Linked DNA regions of Homo sapiens: all the other regions are linked to region 2. A link is a loop called in an ENCODE intact Hi-C map of the cell type or tissue named here. Cell type or tissue: endothelial cell of umbilical vein. All regions are shown on one strand. Links, peaks and the distances in the headings refer to the core of each region. The heading gives the core; the rest is flanking DNA.

Region 1 (7,529 bases), core at 1,597-6,596, 510 kb after region 2:
GCCAGGTGTCCTTTGAGGGATGGTTAATTCTGCCGGTGCTCCTCAGAAAGCGAGAAAAACCTGGGAGTTTATGCCGCTGTTTCTGACCACATAGTAGGCCTCATCCAATAACTAGGAATATGAAAGCCTAATATCAGGATAATCCTGAGACATAATTCAGATTTTCCCAATGGGATCAGGCTGGAGATAACCTTCACAGGATTTTGCTTGAAATTTTATCCCTGCAGGGGGGTTTCTTCCTATTTCCGGTATCTAGTGTTGCACAATAAGCCACCCAAACATTAGTCTTCTATCACTGTGAAACTACCCCAAATTTCAATTTTCTATTGCTTCATAACAAACTATTCCAAAGCTTAAAACTGCAATTATTGTATTTGCTCATGATTCTTTTGGTTGGGAATTCAAACAAGGCATGGCAGGGATTGTTTGTCTCTGTCTATGATGTTTGGGACCTCAGTTGGGATGGCTGAAACAACTGTAGGGGCTGGATGGACTGGCTGGACTGGCTGGACTGGTGTCATATATCTGGGGCTTTGGTTTTCACTGCCAGCTGGATTCCTCAGTTTTCTATTCCATGTCACCTCCCCATGGTGCTAGCTCAAACTTCACAGCTTGGTGGTCTCAGGTGGTCGGGTTACTTACATGGCAACTGGTTACTGCTGGGGACAAGCAGACACTGCTAGGCATCTTAAAAGACAGGCCTGGAATTAGGCCAGAATCATTTCTACCATGTCTGTTTGTCGAAGCAAGTTATAAGGCCAACTCTGATGGGAGGGGAAATAGACCCCTCCCTGGTGGGTGGAGTGGTTTGTGCAAACATGGAGGAAACGAATGGGAGGCAGCCACCTTTAAAAACCAGTTACTACACTCCGCTCCCTGTCCTCCTTGCTCTTTTACAGCTTTCTCCTGGGAGCACTTTCTAAATGAAATCACCTACACATAAACTCTCATCTCAGAGTCTTGCCTCTGGGAAACCTGACCCTAAGATAAAGCTTATTTCAATCCAAAGATTTCAGCCTCCTGTTCTAGGAAGGTTTGTTACTAATGTGGACTAAATCCAAGTCTCCATGCTGACATCTGCAAAACCCCAGGAGCAAGCATTATAACTCTAAATCAGGGGATCCCCAATTTGGGATACTCACTACAAACACTTCGGAGCTCAAGAAAAAAAAAAAAAAAAACCTTTATGTTTGGGACCTACTCCAGGGATTCTGAATTCACTGGGCTGGAATAAGATGTATGCATGGATATTTTCAGTATTTTTTTAAAGTTCCCCTGCTAATTCTAATGTGGAGTCCAGGTTAGGAACCACTGTTCTGGCCAGGTGCAGTGGCTCACACCAGTAATCCCGCACTTTGGGAGGCCCAGGTGTGTGGATCACGAGGTCAAGAGATTGAGACCATCCTGGCCAACATGGTGAAACCCCGTCTATACTAAAAATACCAAAATTAGTTGGGCGTGGCAGCACACACCTGTAGTCCCAGCTACTCAGGAGGCTGAGGCAGGAGAATCACTTGAACCCAGGAGGCAGAGGTTTCAGTGAGCCGAGATCGCACAATTGCACTCCAGCCTGGCAACAGAGCAAGACTCCATCTCAAAACAAAAAACAAAAAACAAAAAAAACCCACTGTTGTAAGTAGTTCAAGCCATGAAGACTGTGTGTGGGAAAAAGAGGATGAAAATACCACAAGGTATCCTGTGAAGGCAAAAAATAAATAACCCTTAACCAAATCACCTCTTGCCCTGGGGCCAAAATCTTATAGCTGCCATCAAATAACATGGGTTGCAAATCTGGTTTTCAAATCCAGTTGCTCTAGGTTTAGGAGCGGAGAGGCTTCTTTTACATGTCTTGTCTGAATAAAAGTCACATACATATACTCTACTAGTTCAGTTTAGAAAAATTAATTCCAGTCATTGTGTACCCTTTGCCTTATGGCCTACAGCATATTAAATGTTATTTCTAAATCCTACTACAGTTTTATAGAAATAGTAATATCTAGCCTTCTCTTTACTAGGGACAAAGAACAATCTTGGTTATATTCGCACCTGAGTTGGAAAAAACAACTTTCAGTGCCATTTATTAAACTTCAAGAGTGTAATCTGATTATTAAAGTTCCATAGTGTAGAATAATATTTCAGAGTATAAAGGACTCACAGACACTTTTCCTGGCTAATTCCACAATCAATAGGACAAAATTTTCCCTTTTCTTCTTGCTGAGTCTCTTAATCTTTAAATGATACAGAGGAGAGAGTGTTCTAACTTCCTGTAATTACATTTTCTTGTTAAACTTTATCCTTAGTCCTGATTCTCAATTTGGTTTCTATAATCACTGGTTTTTATTCTATAAAACTTTGTTTTGTAATTAGCAAGATAGAGATCAATGTAACACAAAATATGTGCTAACACAGAACCAGGTTTTGCTCTTCCATGCATGAACGCCAAGTGTAGAGAAGATAACCTGCAAAAACAGTTCAAGGGAAACTTGATCTCATCCCAGAAATAACAGCCTCCTCTTTCATGGGAGGCAGCAATCTTAAAATGTTGCATTTCAACACTGTACCTCCCCTTCTTGCCAGGAATTATAACATAGTAACATCTCTGAAATGGTGATATGTCTTATAATTGTCATCGTTTAATTGGCAGGTTTTTTCCTTTCATAATGGTAAATAAAATAATGGTAAATAAAATAAGACCTTAAAACTGACAGTGTCTTAGTTTTGATGAAATATGGCAATCCACACTCACCCAGCTAAAGAAAGCATGGAATAAATTTCAAATTAAAATGCAGATATGTGAAAGGCAAAAAGAAAAAATTGAATTTCCTGTCTAATGTAGCCCCTTTTGGACCCTATCAGGAGCAAACAGCAATAACCAAAGCTTGGAGTGCTATATGCAGGTCACTACATATGCCTTCTCTCACCTATTGCAATTTTGAGAATATTGCCCACATTTAGGATAAGCTCTAAGAGACTATCTTAACAGTATAGGTGTTTTTTTGTTTTGTTTTGTTTTGTTTTTTAAGATGGCTGACTAGAGGCATTGTAAGCATGCCTCATCCACTTAGAATTACCAAAAAATATGTAGACAGTCTTTTTTTTTTTTGAGCTGGAGTCTCCCTCTGTCGCCAGGCTGGAGTGCAGTGGCACGATCTCAGCTTACTGCAACCTCCGCTTCCCGGGCTCAAGCGATTCTCCTTCCTCAGCCTCCTGAGTAGCTGGGATTACAGGCGCCTGCCACCACGCCCAGTTAATTTTTGTATTTTTAGTAGAGACGGGGTTTCACCATGTTGGCCAGGATGGTCTCGATCTCCTGACTTTGTGATCTGCCCATCTCTGCCTCCCAAAGTGCTGGGATTACAGGCAGGAGCCACTGTGCCCCGCCAACATTCACATTTTAAACACATTATCCAAGGTGGAATGTGGGAGTCTGACAGAAAAAAAAAATGATAGGAAACACTAAAATCTAGGAAGGAGAAGGAAAATGTGCAGCTTCTGTGGCTAGGATTGGCCCGGAACTGGTAGTGAATCCCTCAGTACAGGGGAAGGTGAGTGAGTGTCTTCCTACAATTTACCTTCTCACTTGGGAACTGTACTATCCAAGCCATAGGAGAAACACTTTGAGTCTTCTAAGCCCTGATTCTGACTTGGGAGCAGCCAGGAGACTGTAGGAAGGAACCCCAAGGAGGGAACACACTTTGGGTCTCACACTCTTTCTGGGACCTGAGGAGCTACAATAAAACACCATTCTTGATCCTTGCTTTTAACAGACTATGCTCAGTCCTGGAAACCAGTGGCACCAGTCCCGGGCATTGGGGAAACTCAGGCTGCTGCTTCCAGAGTGGGGCATGGGGCCTAGGTAGGGGTGTGGGGGAGGCTTTTGCAAACGGGACTGAGAAGCAAGTGTGCTGTGGGCTGCAGCTGCTGGTGCTACATGTGGACAACTCCTCCACTTGTCCTGAGTAAGACAAGAGTTGCTGCAGAAACTTGGACATGAGCTGGGAAGAGGGCCCCCATGGCCCAGCGCTGAGTTCCAGGCTAGGCATGAACTACCAGGTCTGACTGAACAGCCAGGATGGGGGAGGGATCCCCCAGCTGCAACAGCCAGGATGGGGGAGGGAGCCCCACAAGCACTGGGGCATGAAAAGGACATAAGTCCCCCAGCTGCTGGCCAAGGCTGTGGCTGCTGAGACTGCTGGGACTGGCCACCCCCACCACATGGTAAGACCTCACTGTAGTGGTGGTTGCCCCTCACCCAAGCATTTCTCCAGGGCCCAAGGATCAACCCACCTCACCCCCAACTCCTCATCACAGCTAGTCCATGCACTCATCATTGGGGGACCTGTGCACAAGTTTGCCTGGTCTGGCTCTGCTTGGCTTCACCCCACCCTCTGAGACAGAGTGCAGGATCCATGGTCCTGGGGGTTCCATAACCCAATCCACCACCTGGGGCACCTAAGCATTTATCCTGGGGGACAGAGGCTGGACACAAACAACATATCACTACCACCTCAAGTATCTGCAGGTGCTTGCTTCTACCTGCAAGCACCACCTAGTGGCCTGGAAGCCAGCCTGCATGGCCCAGAAGCCAGCCTGCATGGCCCATTGCAACTGCCAACACAAAAGCACAGCACTTGGGAATCAGAAGAGCATCTCACCACTACTGCTACCACCATTGCCCACATCATGTGGCTGCCCAGGAACCCAAGAGCCTACTCACCCAACCAGTCCACCACTACCACAACCAGCATTGAGAAAGGCACCCAGAGCCCAAAAATCAGCCTGCTTGGAACCACCAACACAAGTATCAGAATACACTGCCACAGAACACAAGGATAGACATGCTTAGCCCCACTGAAAGCTAAAGACAGACCAATCTGGCATTCCAGACCCTAGCACAAGTTCACCACAGCCTCCACCAATAACCGCACCCTAACACACCAAGGAAACCACAGATACCACTGATGCTATTTATAGCCAATGAAATTATAGTAGTCTTCCCTACTCCATGCACCCAAAAGCAAACCCAACCAACATCATAGTCACATATTCAGGAAAAAGCCCCCCCAGTGAAGGAAAATTCAAAAATAAAGAGAAGCAAATGCTGTAAAGACATAAGAAACATGAAAAAGCAATATGACATCCTCAAAGGAACACAATAATTCTCCAGCAATAGATCCTAACCAAAAAGCAATCCTCAAAATGCCAGATAAAGAATTCAAAATATTTATTTTTAAAAGTTCAATGATGCAAGAGAAATATGAAAAGCAATACAAAGAGCTCAAAACTCAATTCAGGAAATAAGTGAAAAATTTATCAAAGAGATAAATATCTTTTTGAAAAAAACAGACATTCTGGAACTGAAAAAGTCATCAAAGCAAGAACAAAATACAATCGAAAGTTTCAAAAATAGACTAGGCCAAGCAGAATAGAGAATTTCAGAACATGAAGACAAATATTTTGAAATAATCTAGTCAGGCAAAAAATAAAGAAAAAAGATTTTTTAAAAAATGAACAAAGCCTTTGAGATACTTGGGACTACAAAAAGCAACTGAATGTATTAATTGTTAGTATCCCTGAGGGTAAAGAGAAATTGAAAGGCTTAGAAAACCTACTTAACAAAGTAATAAATGAAAACTTCACAATTCTAGGAAGAGATTTAAATATCCAGATATAGGAGTCTCAATGATCCCCAGAAAATACAATGCAAAAAGTACTTCACCATGGCCTATTGCAATTCAGGCTGTCTAAAGTCAAAGTGACAGTACAAATTCTAAAGTCAGCAAGAGAAAAACATTTTATCATCTATAAAGGAAACCCTCTATCTGACTAAAAGCTAATTTCTCAGCAGAAACTTTACAGACCAGGAGAAAATGGGATGATATATTCAAAGCACTAAAAGAAAAACACTGTTAGCCAAGGATACTATGTCCAGAAAATTTATCTTTCATAAATAAAGGAAAAATAGTCTTTCCCAGACAAGCAAAAGCTGAGGAAGTTCATCACCTCTAGAGCAGCCCTCCAATAAATGCTTAAGAAAGTTCTATACTCAGAAGCAAAAGATTAATAGCTACCATCATGAAAACACTCAAAAATATAAAAGGCATTGATAGAGCAAGCAAACAAGGAAGAGGAAATTAGCAAATGTTACCACTGTAGAATACCAACAAACTACAATAGTAAACAATAACAGAGAAATAAAGGGAAAAAATAATATATATAATTACCAGAAATCAAGTAACAAAATAACAGGAATAAGCCCTGATATATCAGTAATAGCCCTGAATGTAAACAAATTAAACTTTCCACTTAAAAAAAAATATAGACTTGCTCAATGGATTTTTTAAAATGACTCAAGTATAGGCTGCCTACAAGAAACTCATCTCATCTGTAAAAACATGTACAGACTGAAAGTAAAGGCATGGAAAAAGAAGCTACATGCAAACAGAAACCAAAATTAGGCAGAGTAGTTATATCAGATAAAACAGACTTTAAATCAAAAACAGTAAAAAGAGACAAAGAATCTCATTATATATTGATAAAAGGATCTATTCAGTAAGAAGATATAAAAATTCTAAACATATGTACCCAAAACTGAAGCACCCATATATATAAAGCAAATATTATTAGATTTAAAAGAAAAGACAGGCTCCAATACAACAATAGATAGGAATTTCAACACCCCATTCTCAGCATGAGACAGTTCATCTAGACAGAAAATTAACAGAGAAATATTGAATTTAAACTGCACATTAGACCAGAAGGACCTAAAAATCATTTACAGAACATTTCATCCAGTGGCTGCATAATACACATTTTTCTCATCAGCACATGAAACATTATCCAGGTTAGACCATATGTTAGAACACAAAACAAGTCTCAACAAATTTCAAAAAATTGAAATCAGACCACAATGAAATAAAGCTAGATATCAATAGCAAAGCGAACTCTGGAAATGATACAAATACATGAAAATTAAACAACATGCTCCTGAATGACTGAATGAAAGAAATAAGGAGTAAATAAAAAAATTCTTGAAACAAACAAAAATCAAAACCCAATATGCCAAAACCTACAGGATACAGCAAAAGAGTGCTAAAAGGGAAGTTTGTAGCAATAAATGCCTACACCAAAAAAAAAAAAAAAAATAGAAAGACTCCAAATAAAGAAACTATTGATGCATCTCAAGGAACTGGAAAACAAGAACAAACCAAACCCTTGGTAGAAGGAAAAAAAGAAAAATCAGAGCAGAACTAAACTAAATAGAGACCAAAAATACATATATACACACAAGGGATCAGTGAAACAAAAAGTTGGTTTTTTGAAAAGATAAACAAAATCAATAAACTACTTGATATGCTAACCAGGAAAAAATGAGAGAAAACCCAATAAAATCAGAAATGAGAAAGGAGGCATGATAAATGATACCACAGAAATACAAAAGATCATCAGAGACTATTATGAACAACCATACATTCACCAACTAGAAAACCTAGAGGAAATTAATAAATTCCTAGAAGCATGCGACCTCC
Region 2 (7,529 bases), core at 1,734-6,733:
GCCCATCAATGATAGACTGGATGAAGAAAATGTGACACACATATAGCATGGAATACTATGCAGCCATAAAAAGGAATGAGTTCATGTCCTTTGCAAGGACATGGATGAGCCTGGAAGCCATCATTCTCAGCAAACTAACACAGAAACAGAAAACCAAACACCGCTTGTTCTCGCTCATAAGTGAGCATTGAACAAGGAGAACACATGGACACAGGGAGGGGAATGTCACACACCAGGGTCTGATGGAGGGTGGGTGGCAAGGGGAGGGAAAGCATTAGGACAAATGCCTAATGCATGTGGTGCTTAAAATCTAGATGACGGGTTGGTAGGTGCAGCAAACCACCATGGCACATGTATATCTATGTAACAAACCTGCACATTCTGCACATGTATCGCAGAAATTAAACTAAAATTTGAAAAAAGAAAAGAGACCAACTTTCTATTAGAGCAAAAGTGTAGGAGAGTATATTGGCAGCTGAAGCAGGTGAATGCCGGGACAAAGCAGAAATGAACATATGTGTAGGTGACCCACCCTATGGCAGAGTTTAGAAAATTATCCCTTATTCCTTTCAAAGAAGAGCCCCCATTCCAGTGTTTCAGTGACCCAGTGATTTTAGATGTTCTTAGATATTGAAAATGTGTCTTCCTTCTCCAGCCCACTAAACCCCTGAACATATCTTCAGGTACCAGAGAAGAAGTCTCCTCATGACTACTACGTTCAATGCAGGAATGGAGACCTAGTGCATTCAAAGAGCTGGGCCAATACTTGGGCTGACTATGTGATACACTTCTCAGATGCTCTTGAAGAATTTGTGCAACATATATTTTCAGATGGACCTGCCTGGTAGACAGAAAGAAGGAGAGTGAAAGAAAAAAGAAAGTAGAGTAAGTTTCTGATTGTCTTATAGGTAATAAATGGGACTCAAAGGATATCATTTAAAGATGACAAATCAAATAGTAGAAGCATAAGTAAGGAAAAGGGAAAATGGAAACATTATAAAAGACGTTAACATATATGCAAATACTGGAAAAAAATACAAACTTTTTCCTAAACACCAAAAAGAGAAAAATTTTAAAGCAAAGACAGGCTACCTAGGGTCAACATCCCACAAAAATATGTAACAAAATGCACACAGCATTAAGTGGGCAAAACGTAAGTAAGGGTAACCTAAAAAACAACATTAATGTAGGTAATATAGATGTTCATTAAGCTTTAGACTCTAATAATTGAAAACACACTTTCTCAAGTACATATAGTAAAACTGATGTTAGCTTACAAGTAAACCACAATAAATTCCATAAAACAGAAAAAATAACAGCATTATCTGATAACATTTCAATAAAGCTAGAAATAAATAACAATACAAAATTAAAGCAGAGATTTCAACCCGAAAATGAAAAATCTCTATAAACTCTTGCAATAATCAAAATTAAGAATTTCGGGATAAAATAATGATAATTACAAACATTAGTTGAGCAGTGCTAGGTGATGATGGTAAAAATGACAGTAATCATAACAAAAATAATGGTATTGAGTATTTTTTACTTCATATGTGAAACAGAAATATTTTCATATATTTAATTATATACATACCCACACATAAACATAATTATATATAAATGTATAGGTGTGATCACGTATCAGTGTGCTAGGACTGCCATAACAAAGTACCACAGACTGGGTGGTTTAAACAACAGAAATTTATTTCCTCACAGTTCTGGAGGCTGGGAGCCCAAGTTCAAGACGTCGGCAGGGTTGATTTCTTCTGAGTTCTCTCTCCTTGGCTTGCAGATGGCTGTCTTCTCCCAGTGATGTCTTCACATGGTCTTCCTTCTGTGTATATCTGTATATTAATTTTCTCTTTTTACAAAGACACTAGTCATATTGGATTAAGGCCCACACCAACGGCCTCATTTAACCGTATTACCTCTCTAAAGGCCCTATCTCTAAATACAATAACATTCTGAAGCCCTTGACGGGTTAAGACTTCAACATTTGGACTTTGGGGAGGACACCATTCAGCCCACAACAGATTATAAGCACTTTTATTGTGGCCTTTTCTTTCTTTCTCCTTTCTTCTTAATTCCCTTATCTGTTTTTCATGACCACATAGTTCTCTCCTCCCTCAGGGTAATCCGTGGCATGCATATTTCCATGTTACTTTTCCATACTCATAATAAACATACATGCACATAAATCTGTAGGCACACATACATATTTATATTTATATATAGAAGGGCTTTTTAAATGCACAAAAGTGACACACATTATTCACCCCTTTCTGCATTTTATTTTTCATATTCCACCATACCTCATAAAATGTCTCCATGAAGAATTCTAACTCATTCGTCTTGAGAACTGAACAATATTCACAGCATCCCATGGTGTATATGTGCCAATCCACTCATCTGTTTCTCTGATAGTTTTGTAGGCACTAGAAATCATGCTGCATGAACACCCATGTACACACACCTCTGTGCACTGCTGCTTTTATTACCATGGGATAGATTCCAGAAGTGAGATTTCTAGTTTGAAGGATACATATATTTCTTTATTTTTTTCTTTTCTTTTTTTTTTTTTTTTTTTTTTTTTTTTTTTTTTTTTTTGAGATGGAGTCTTGCTCTGTTACCCAGGCTGGAGTGCTGTGGCACAATCTCAGCTCACTGCAACCTCTGCCTCCTGGGTTCAAGCGATTCTCCTGCCTCAGACTCCTGAGTAGCTGGGATTACAAGCGCACACCACCATGCCCAGCTAATTGTTTGTGTTTTTAGTAGAGACGGGGTTTCACCATGATGGCCAAGCTTGTTTTGAACTCCTGACCTCAAGTGATCTGCCCACCTTGGCCTCCCAAAGTGCTAGGATTACAGGTGTGAGCCACTGCGCCTGACCAGGATACACATATTTCTAGTTTCACTAGGTGTTGCCAACTTGGCTTCCAAAGTGGCTGTAACACTCCACACTCCCATGAGGCTGGAATTTTATCCCTCTTTTAAAGCTCAAGAAGCTGAAAAGCAGAGAAGATAATGTGTTCATGCTTATTAGCAGTGGAGGTGAGGTACAAACTACACCTGCCTTGCTTGCAAACCAGTGCTTTTACCACCCCAGTACTCAGCCTCCCAAAGTGACAGGCATCTGTCCTGCAGCAGCCAGGTGTGTGCATGTCAGGGTGAAGAACTGCTTTTCCCCTGATCCTTTTGTCCACTAGGCTGGCTGTACCCTCTCTGTGGCCTGCTGAGCCACAGGTGCTGGGTTTGTACTGTTTACAACATAAAATTGCCCCCTCATGAAGTATAATGATGCACAATTTGTAAGAATAAGGATCCTCCAGGAGCAAAAGTGGGTACTAGAGCTTGATGCCACTAAATGTTATCTGAGAGGTCATAAGAGATAGCTAGTGCAGTGAGAAATTGGGGCCTCTTCTACCTGATTAAACACATTATCCAAATAATGCATATGAAAGTAGAAGGGGAATGAGAAGCAGGTGCTGTGGTCGGTTTTCTTATCGCTCTCCCTTTTAGTTATCGTTTTTTTTGTAAATAACAAACGTGCCATTCAACTAAGTCTTGCTTACTTAGCACATTTTTGAGAGAGGGAAAGAGATTGAAAGTAGCATTAATTTTAAGAATAAACAAGCTGATGCATCTTTCTGTAGCTGTTGTTGGAGTTCGTTTTGAGAATACAATTATGCCTCTAGACATGTACACTGGAAAAGGTTAGCTATAATAATTCAAACAGCATTGCCGTAAAAACATCCTTTCCAAATACGTTGGAGAAAAAGCAAACAAGTTTCTTTTGTGACCACAGGGGGAAGCATCAGCATGGCGTTTGAACAGTTTCACAGCTTACAGGAGAGGTGTTCCTCCTATTTGTGAGTTATGGCAGGAGCAACATGAATAATAACATTTTATTTTCTCCTTGGAAAAATAGAGGGCAGGTCGACATGGGAATGGCAAAACTGTAAAATTCAACAGGTCTAATTCACACTTGATCATGAGCACACGAGTAATGGGACGGGACTTTTGGGGTCTTTAGCAGAGAGGAAACTTGTAGGAAAAATAAGAAGCAAGAAAAACCAGAGTGATCCAGTTCTGTACGATGTGGCAATATTGTATAATTCTTCTAATCTTAAACCTTCTCTTAAACAATTCTTTAAATAACTGAGCTTTTCTTGTTTTCCTTTAATAGCTGTTAAAGTCACTTGAAATGAATGCTCTAGTTTAAACTAAAAAATACCCAGGAAGTGACCATTTAAAAACCAAAAACAAATCTAACCGTATATTTTTAGTCTATATAGCCTTCTTCAATTAGTTTCATATTTTGTCCATTTTATGCCACGACTTGTAGCTTTCTACATGGCTAATGATGCTAATAATAAATTTTGTATAGCATCTTCAACTTTTTCTAAAAGCAGGGTTTTATTTTTTATTTATATTTTTCAGAGACAAGATCTCACTTTGTCACCCAGGCTGGAGTGCAGTGGTCTGATCTTACTCACTGCACCTCTAACTCCTGGGTTCAAGGGATCCTCCTGCCTCAGCCTACAAAGTAGTGAGGACTACAACCATCTGCCACCACACCCAGCTAATCAGAGCGGTCTGTTCACAAATTTCCAGTGAGGCTGGAAACTGGGTATAATTATCTTCAGTTTACAAGTGTGCAGATCAATTAAGTCACCTACTCAAAGTCACATAACTGGGAATAGACTCAGAAAGAACCTAAACCTTCAGATGCCTAGCCCAGGCACTTTCCATTATGTTACACTTCATACAAACAGCGACATAGATTAATAATTAGTGTTTACTAACTTTTGCCTGAAATAACCAAGCTCTGGAATGACTAGACACCAGTTAGCAGTGGCTAAATGAAATGCTGTTTGAGAAGGATTATAAAGCTATATTATAAAGCCATCAGAGCCGTGATGGATGGGATGATAATATCCGTCATGTGTGAGGAGGGGGTTATGCTAACATACAAGCCACGTATTTCCGAATCCTGAAAATTCCAAGATCCTTATTCCGCATTTTGACCGTCATTTTCATTTGCTGTCAACCCAATGTCATGGTCACTTCCTGGACCATTTTTCAGACTAAACCATGTCTAAACTCTCCTTTTTTTCCTACCTCTGTCTACAATCTCTTCTTCTTCCATCTTCCTCAGTACTTGCTCTCACACCTTTGTTATTTAACTTAAGAAACACTCCCCAAAATTCCTCCACCACTTTCTTTTTATTATTATTACTATTTGTTGTTGTTGTTGTTGTTATTTCAATAGTTTTTGGGGAACAGGTGGTGTTTGGTTACATGAATAAGTTCTTTAGGGGTGATTTCTGAGATTTCCGTGCACCCATCACCCAAGCAGTGTACACTGCACTTAATGTGTAGTTTTTTATCCCTCGGCCCCTCCCACCCTTCCCCCCAAGTCCCCAGAGTCCATTATATCATTCTTATGCCTTTGTGTCTTCATAGCTTAGCTCCCACTTATAAATGTGAACATAAGATGTTTGGTTTTTCATTCCTAAGTTACTTAGAATAATGGTCTCCACTCCATCCAGGTTGCTGTGAATGCCATTATTTCCTTCCTTTTTATGGCTGAGTAGTATTCCATGGTAAATATATACCACTTTTTTTTTAAATCCACTTGTTGGTTGATGGGCATTTATGTTGGTTTCATGTTTTTGCAACCGTGAATTGTGTTGCTATAAACATGCATGTGCAAATGTCTTTTTCACATAATGACTTTTCCTCTGGGTAGATACTCAGTAGTGGGATTGCTGGATCAAATGGTAGACCTGCTTTTAGTTCTTTAAGGAATCTCCATACTGTTTTCCGCAGTGGTTGTACTAGTTTACCTTCCCGCAAGCAGTGTCAAAGTAGTCCCTTTTCACCACATCCACGCCAACATCATTTTTTTAAAAAATTATGGCCATTCTTGCAGGAGTAAGGTGGTATCACATTGTGGTTTTGATTTTCCTTTCCCTGATAATTGGTAATGTTGAGCACTTTTTTCATATGTTTTCTGGCCATTCGTATATCTTCTTTTGAGAATTGTCTATTAATGGCCTTACCCCACTTTTTGATGGGATTATTTGCTTTTTCTTGCTGATTTGAGTTCCTTGTAGATTCTGGATATTAATCGTTTGTCAGACACATAGTTTGTGAATATTTTCTCCCACTCTGTGGGTTGTCTGTTTACTCTGCTGATTACTTCTTTTGCTGTGCAGAAGCTTTTTAGTTTAATTAAGTCCCATCTATTTATCTTTGTTTTTGTTGCATTTGCTTTTTGGTTCTTGGTCATGAAGTCTTTGCCTAAGCCAATGTCTAGAAGAGTTTTTCTGATGTTATATTCTAGAATTTTTATGGTTTCAGGTGATAGATGGAAGTCTTTAATCCATACTGAGTTGATTTTTGTATAAGGTGAGAGATATGAGGATCCAGTTTCATTTTTTCTACATGTGGCTTGCCAATTACCACCACCATTTGTTGAATAGGGTGTCCTTCCCCCACTTTGTTTTTGTTTGCTTCATTGAAGATCAGTTGGCTGTAAGTGTTTGGCTTTATTTCTGGGTTTTCTATTCTGTTCCATTGGCCTGCATGCCTATTTTTACACCAGTATCATGCTGTTTTGGTAACTATATCCTTATACTGTAGTTTGAAGTCAATGTGATGCCTCCAGATTTGTTCTTTTTGCTTAGTCTTGCTTTGACTATGTGGGCTCTTTTTTTTGTTCCGTATGAATTTTAGAATTGGTTTTTCTAGTGCTGTGAAGAATGATAATGATATTTTGATCAGAATTTCATTGAATTTATAAATTGCTTTTGGCAGTATGGTCATTTTTACAATATTGGTTCTACCCATCCATGAGCGTGGGATGTGTTTCCATTTGTTTGTGTTGTCTATGACATCTTTCAGCAGTGTTTTGGATTTTTCCTCATAGAGATCTACAGGGAAAACTCTTTCAATTTCACCTCTTTGGTTAGGTATATTCCTAAGGTTTTTTCTGTTTTTGTTTTTTCAGCTGTTGTAAAAGGGGTTGAGCTCTTGATTTGATTCTTAGCTTGGCTGCTGTTGATGTTTAGCAATGCTACTGATTAGTATACATTGATTTTAGATCCTGAAACTTTACTGAATTCATTTATCAAATTTAGGAGCTTTTTGGATGAGTCTTTAGAGTTTTCTAGATGTACAATCATATTTTCAGTGAACAGCAACAGTTTGACTTCCTCTTTACCAATTTGTATACTCTTTATTTCTTTCTCTTGTCTGATGGCTCTGGCTAGAACATCCTGTACTGTGTTAAATAGAAGTGGTGAAAGTGGGCATCCTTGTCTTGTTCGAGTTCTCAGGAGGAATGCTTTCAACTTTTTCTGGCTCCATATGATGTTGGATATGGGTTTATAATAGATGGTTTTTATTCCCTTAAAATATGTCCTTTCTATTCCCATTTTGCTGAGGGTTTTAATCATAAAGGGATGATGTATTCCATCACATATTTTTTTCTGCATCTATTGAGGTGATCATAAGATTTTTTT
Region 3 (7,529 bases), core at 1,730-6,729, 200 kb after region 2:
AAAGGATTATTTTTTTTTCTTAGCAATGGGTCTCAATGGTGGGTTTCAAATATTCAGTAAACCATGCTGTAAACAGATGTGCTCTCATCCAGGCTTTGTTGTTCCATTTATAGAGCACAGGCAGAGTAGATTTAGCATAATTTCTAAGGGCTCTAGGATTTTCAGAATGGCAAATGAACATTGGCTGCAACTTAAAGTCATCAGTTGCATTAGCCCCTAACAAGAGAATCAGCCCATCCTTTGAAGCTCTGAAGCCAGGAATTGACTTCTCTCTAGGTATGAAAGAACCGATAGCATCTGCTTCCCATAGAAGGCTGCAGTGAAAATCTGTTGCTTAGTGCAGCCATCTTCATCAATGAACTTAGATAGGTCTTCTCAGTAACTTGCTACAGCTTCTACATCAGCACATGCTGCTTCATCTTGCCCTTTTATGTTATGGAAATGGCTTCTTTCCTTAAACGTAATGAACTAACCTCTGCTAGCTTCCAACTTTTCTCCTGCAGCTTTCTCACCTCTTTGCCTTCATAAATGGCGTTAAAGTCTTGTTTTCGATTAGGCCTTGGTTTAAGGGAATGTGCTGGTTTGATCTATCCAGACCACTAAAACTTTCTCCATACAAGCAATAAGGCTATTTTACTTTCTTATTCATGTGTTTACTGGAGAAGCACTTTTAATTTCCCTCAAGAGCTTTTCCTTTGCATTCTCAACTTAGCTAACTGTGTGGTGCAAGAGGCCTAGATTCTGGCCAGTCTTGGCTTTCAACATCGCTTCTTTAAGCTTAATCATTTCTAGCTTTCGATTGAAAGTGAAAGATATGCAACTCTTCCTTTTACCTGAAGATTTAGAGGCTCTTGTAGGGTTATTAATTGTCCTAATTTCAGTATTTTTGTGTCTCATGAAATAAGGAGGCCTGAGGAGAGGGAGAGAAACAGGAGAATGGCCAGTAAGTGGAGCATTCAGAACACATATGATATTTATCAATTAAGTTCACTGTCTTATATGGGCATGGTTCACAGCACCCCACAACAATTACATAGTAACATCAAAGACCACTGGTCACAGATCATCATAACAAATATAATGATGATTCTTGAAATATTTTGGTAACATAAAAATTACCAAAATGCGACACAGAAACATGAAGTGAGCACATGCTGTTGGAAAAACTGACTTTCTTGATGCAGAATTGCCACAAACCTTCAATTTGTAAAAAGTGCAATATCTGAGAAGCTCAATAAAGCAAAGTGTAATATAATGAGGTATACCTGCATATCATAATTTCAAGAAAAGTTTCGTTTTTTTGTTTGTTTGTTTGTTTTTGAGATGGAGTCTCGTTCTGTCACCCAGGCTGGAGTGCAGTGGTGCAATCTCAGCTCACTACAACTTCTGCCACCCTGGTTCAAGTGATTCTCCTGCCTCAGCCTCCTGAGTGGCTGGGATTACAGGCACACACCACCATGCCTGGCTAATTTTTTGTATTTTTAGTAGAGATGGGGTTTTGCCATGTTAGCTGGATTGGTCTCAAACTCCTGACCTCAGGTGATCCACTTGCCTTGGCCTCCCAAAGTGCTTGGATTACAGGCATGAGCCACTGCACCCAGCCCAAGAAAAGTTTTTTAAAGAGTAATTTTATATTGTATTTCAAGCTGGTGAAGTGAAACCTACATATGAATGATTGTTAAAGTCTTAAATGTATTTATCAGAGCCCAGTGCTTCTAGCTGAAGATTCAGGACACATCTTCATTTTTCTACTTGATGCAGCTCATTCTCATAACCTAACCATTTTCTAAATTTTCTCTCAACAGAAATAATGTTACTTCACTTCTCCACACACTCTCTCCTCTAGCCTTCTCTGCATTTTTATTAGAAAATGCTAGAAATCTGTTAAAAGAGATGATCAAGCATGGATGGGAATGAAGGCATTCTCAATCTCCAGGACAACGACTTTAGGGCAAATTGATAGATTTGAGAGCAGATGGTACCCACCACACATGCCTTTCCCAAGGGAAATGAGGCCCAGCCTTTGGCATTGTCGCATCTATATTTAGCAGCCTGAATTTGCCTCATTGAGGTCTCGATGTGCACTTTACAAAGTGTCTTGGTACTGCTCACAATAGAGAAGTATCAAACCAAGAATATTCCTTTCAGCCACAGGGCCCTGCTTTCCACTGGACATGGCATATTCCCATGGCATGCCTTCATTTTTGCTCTGTGTGTGCATTTTTACCCTTTTCTTCCCTCTAATACTCTCCCTTATGTAGTTTTTTAAGGCAGGCTCTTTGGATCACTTAATTCTGTTCCAAAACTTGCCTCTGTCCTGCCGACAACTCCAAACTTTTCCCATTAAATTCCTGTTGGTTAAACACTTTTCTTGTCAAGTCCTCACTAAAAGATTTCAAATCCAGCTGAAAGAATTCCTTTGACTGCATAGAGAACTACTTCCTTCCCTGATACAACATGGGTCCAACGGCAATAGCCAGTGCCTATTTTAGGTGGGCTGCAGACCTTGAAACTTTCCAAATGTAAAATGTACCTAGATACAAGGATTTCTATGTATTACTAGAAAAAGTATGCCCTAGTAATACCCTTTGTTCTTTGCAGCATGACACCTAAATTACTTTATTCCAGCATAGTGCCTGACACATAAAATATGTTCAATATATGATGCAGAAGGAAAGAGAAAGAAAAACAGTAAGAAAGGGTGGAAGGGCAACATGAGACTAAGTATCTCTTTGTAGTCCAGAAGTCTCTTTTGCTTTTTTCAAAATTAACTTCTTTGGCAAAATATTCTGTAAAATAATTATTCTAAAATCAAAAAGAAAACCCACATATTACAGCCTCTTCTTGGATATTTGCACATGACACTATTAAAAGTGCTGGGAAGTCCTGCATCAGAGAAACATGTTTGATTCTGTTTCTTCCAGAGTATTCCATGGAATTCTCCTCTATGAATCCTTTTATTATAATCTATTCACATCCTACAGGACCAGTGTCTGTCAGAGGACACTTTGGCAAATGTAGCTTTAACTCAACTAGATATGATTTAGAGACTGCCAATGTAAACTGTTCCCTGCAAAGAGCTTCTGAAACCATAATTATCAACTACATAAATGCCTCTGAGCCTGCACCAGGATCATCCTGATTAAAATACTTGCTCATATGAAGTTAAGAGCATATGAACTATTATACTATAAATTTTGTGCATCCTAAATATACCCTGAGCCTTTGTTGGGAGGATGCTGTTGAGGATGCTGGCAGCTAAAGTCATGCCAGGCAGTATGGTTACAGTCAATGGGTGTGTAATGTTCCATTCTGGGGGTCATTAAAAATGAACCACATGATTGAGAGACACATTTATTTTTGTATCGTATGATCCTGGCATTCAGTTCCATTCTGCGTCATGAATTTAACACAGCCAAACAAAGCATTGATTACTCCCTTCAAATTCAGTTGGAGCCTGCCATGTTTAATGAGAGGGAAGCAAGAGATTATTGAGACCACAGTTTGCCAATGTCAGTTAGCCAATGATAAAGGCAATCTGAGCCTATATTACACAAAAAAGAATGGAAAGTTGGCCTGCTTGTGGTGTCCCTCATGCCACTGGGAGGGAGGCAAGTATATGACTTCTCAGATTTTTTTTTTTGTCACCAGATGAATAGTCTACCTGTTACCTCAGTGTGAGGATGGACTGACATCTAGTGGATAACCAGGTGATTGATATTTTTGTTATAAATTGCACTGTAGAAATGAGTAAGCTGCATAACAACGGTACTTGAGAAGGTAGAGTTTAAATAAAATTTGAATTATAAATATAGACTTTTTCCTCATGGTTGAGACCAGTTAATTAAATTTGTATTTAAAGTTAATATTATATTTTGAAGATGTTTCCCATTAACAATACTGTCCCATTGTCTTATGAAATAGTGGTCCATAATTAGACACCTACCAAAATTAACAACTATATATGTAAAGACAAATAACATAATGCCAGAAACACCCAAAAGATGGCATGGAAGGATTTTTATTTTATACATTTTTGGAAAAGAAAAATGTCTATTTCTCAAACACACATGCGTCAGTAGATTGTAGCCACCTGCCAGTAAGGAATTTAAGAATTTTAAGAAATTTGGCTAATAATTTACAAAGCTGAGTACAGTTGTCTCATGTGCTACTCTGATGGGGGAGAGAAGGGCAAAAGATAAGGTTTATGTGTCCAGTTTCCCTTGTATCATTGGTCAAGAGCATCTGTGATATTGATCTTACTTTTCTGGTTTATTGAATGATACCTTGTAGGAAGTAATTAGTGTTAAGATGTGAGGAGAAAAAGAGACAACATCTGTCTCTTCAATTCTTGAAGTGTGAACCAACTGAGAAATAAATTAAAGAAGTAAATTAGACAAAGATTTAAAAATACAAGTTTTATGCTTGGTAAAGCAGATTGAAGAATGCTGTTCAAACTCTGCCCAACATAGATCTTTCTAATACTGCCTTTTCCTCCTGGATTAAATGTATTCTGAAATAATTACAGTGCTTCTGTCCAGTTCTTATCTAGTGTCTATGTTCTCCAGAATTGTATGAATTTCTAACAACCTCTATATTTATCCTTCTCTAATATACAGTGGTAAAACATTATCAAAAACTTGGAAATAAGGTAAAGGGAAAGTAGGGTGTTTTCTCAATGCCATACTAGAATTTTGCTGAATAGGCCTACACAAAGGATTGTTTAATTTTCTAGGAGAATGTATCTGTTTTTGACTTACTACACATATGTTAATTTGTAGAATTTTGTACTGAAAGATTGAATATACAAATAGAAAGTTGCCAGACCATATATAAAAATAGACCTCTGATCCATAGCCTGCAAAAATCATCCCCGGAAACCAACCCATAATCTATAGGAAGCCAGCCTACTTCTGACTTATAGCCAGCCTGATTTACAGGAAATCAGACCACCATCTCTAGTAACCATCCAGGAAGCCAAAAAATAGCCCCTGTAACAATTGGCCCAAAATGGGTAGGACTAGATTAATAACTGACAGTTTCTTTAATTTCTGTTTCTGTTTTCAACTTAGTACTAGCCAGAGAAAGCCAAATATGCATCCCAACCAATCACATGGGATGCACCATTTCTAGTTAGCCTGCCTTCAGCTCCCCCATGACAGCAGCCTTCAATCAGAGTACCCCCAAAGCCTTCCCTTTTTACCACTATAAATAAGATTTTTCCTCTGCCTGCCTTTGAGTCTCTTCCAAAATACAAGTAATAGTGGCTGACTCCCTTGCTCAGCAAACTGTGAACAGTAGCCTTTGTTTCTTCTCATTTTGCTTGTTGTCATTTACTTCCATCTTCCACTAGAAAAGAGAACCTTAAAAGTTAATGTTTATTGCCCCATAGAACATTAACCAGTTTTCTATATAGCCTAGCAATCTTATTTTAACATTTTTTTTTGCTAGTGTCTAGAAATAACTGTTCCTCATATATTCTTGGAACCAGTTTTACTATCTCACTTGTTCTCTCATTAATAGGTTGACTAAATTGCTGACAAGTAGACGTTCTACATTTGCATGGCAATTATGCTTTTAACTCTTTGAAAATTACACATCGACAACAGAAAAGAAACAGAATGCCTGTGAGCATCTAAGAAGAAATTCATGTCTATATTTTACCTGTATTAAAAGCTGTGTTAACAGAGGAAACTGGATACTTATTAGGTCTACAAGGTGTCTTCAATTTATTTTAATGTTGTAAAATTGCTGTGCCATAGTTATTTGTTGAAGAGATTTACCAAACTTTCTCAGATCATGGTCTATTCGGAATTACATAGCTCCGAGTGACCCAACTTGAAACTTATATTCGTCAGTTTTTGCTATTTAACAACCCCCAAATCTTACCTTCAGCATTTATTTTTCTTACTCAAATGTATGCAAGTCAGTTTGGTGGTTCTGCTTTAGGTGTGGGTTGGGTTCAAATCTGCTCTACCTCTGGTCCAGAGACTACTAGGGACAAATTCTTCTCGTGGTGATGACAAGCAAGAGAACAAGCTCAGCCACACAAGCAAACCTCAGCTATGTCATGCTTGCTAGTATTCCACTGGCCAAAGTAAGTTACCTATCTAAGCCCCAGGTCAGGGGACAAGGGAGGTATACCCCTCCTACAGCAAGAAGCACTGCAAAGTCACATGTTAAAGTATGGACGTATACACCTCTAACAGGGAGGGAGTAATATAATCTAATCCACCGCAAAAACAAAACTGTAAAGGAAGAAAGAACACTGTTGATCAGTTTTCAGAGCACTGGCATATAGTCACAGACCAGATGTGGGAGAAGGCAAGTGGGGATAGGACTCATTTCCCAGAGTGAAAGACCCTCAGTTGGTGTAATCACAGATCTTGAAAATCTGCAGAGCTATTTGGCAGAGTGAAAATCATAATTTCAGAAGAAATTCACCACTAAGCATTAATCAAGCTTTAAGCCTTGTGGCAGCCTCTGTAATGCAAATCTCAGGATGTGTCAGAATAATTATGCACTTTTGCCCTATTGTGCTCCAGTTCCCAAAAGCATTGATTAAGGTAGAAGTAAACAATGCCCTACTAGCAGAAACCGAGTCCATGGAATTAGAGGACAAGTATATTCCGAATATACTAAGTAACATTTATGAAAATCTTATGCAACCCAATTCTGAGCAATGTATGATTCCCTTTTCTCTTTCATAAAACTAAATGAAAGCTAAAGTCTAATTCATTGATATGTTTATATATACTCCATAGTTGTCAAGAATTATTGTCTGTTAAAATGCCAGTAGCTTATTGATTGTAATAGATAGCTTATTAGGCTTAAATGTTATTTTTTATATAAACTTGACCAAACTTTGAAAATGCTCTATTAAACAAAATTAAGAGAGGTCATTGTTTTGGACCGAGCTTCTGCACTAAGGCCCCAGCAGACCAGACCAGACTGAAATGGGGTCACTAATGCTAAATGCCACATCATCAGACTGAAACTTTAAGAAAGCAAGCAAATGTCCAAACAGACCAATGTTTCCTGAAAACAAGAGATTCACAGCAATCAAGTCTACCTGAGTCAGCATAAGTTCCCTGTGCTTTAACCCTTCCAAGAAAAGTAACCTGTAGTAAACCAGTGTTAACCAACCTGCTTTTTAAAAAATTGTTCTGTTTCCTTGTTCCCACCTTACAAAAACCAACTGTTCTCTCATGCCCCGCAGAATACTATTCTATTTTATTAAATAACGTGTTGCCTGATTCTAGAATCACAAACAAAAGCCAATTAGATCTTTAAACTAATTTGGGGGGAGTGGTTGTAATTTTGTCTTTTGACAGCTCTTATAAAACTGATTAAATCCATTTTTTTACTTCCAATAAACGATAATCAATACCCTTTTCCATGTAGCCCACCCAAATATCTGTGTCTAATTACATGGCCAACTGTTGCAAAACTTTAGATACCTAAAAGGAAAATACTTCATTCTGCCGCCCAAGTTGTATTTTCACTAACCATTATATTCTTGAGATTCT

The links. Peaks named below come from ENCODE experiments on the same cell type or tissue, not always from the same donor. Only the 100,000 strongest peaks of a DNase experiment are listed, where the experiment ranks them.
Region 1: it touches region 2 in a loop (2.4-fold over the local background); 6 of 110 quality-filtered maps call a loop at or near these places.
Region 3: it touches region 2 in a loop (9-fold over the local background); 13 of 110 quality-filtered maps call a loop at or near these places.

The regions. Positions count from the first base shown.
Region 1 is chr3:31,444,147-31,451,675 of GRCh38, forward strand. No RefSeq gene overlaps it. Among named protein-coding and RNA genes, the nearest start is that of STT3B, 85 kb to the right of the region's middle. RefSeq lists a silencer at 4,523-4,701. In endothelial cell of umbilical vein, for the core only: a CTCF peak has its summit at 4,557 (motif pointing left); no DNase peak of the experiment used is centred there.
Region 2 is chr3:30,930,534-30,938,062 of GRCh38, forward strand. No RefSeq gene overlaps it. Among named protein-coding and RNA genes, the nearest start is that of GADL1, 40 kb to the left of the region's middle. In endothelial cell of umbilical vein, for the core only: no CTCF peak of the experiment used is centred there; a DNase peak (open chromatin) is centred at 3,818; H3K27me3 peaks cover 148 bases.
Region 3 is chr3:31,128,667-31,136,195 of GRCh38, forward strand. No RefSeq gene overlaps it. Among named protein-coding and RNA genes, the nearest start is that of MIR466, 29 kb to the right of the region's middle. In endothelial cell of umbilical vein, for the core only: a CTCF peak has its summit at 3,678 (motif pointing left); a DNase peak (open chromatin) is centred at 3,685.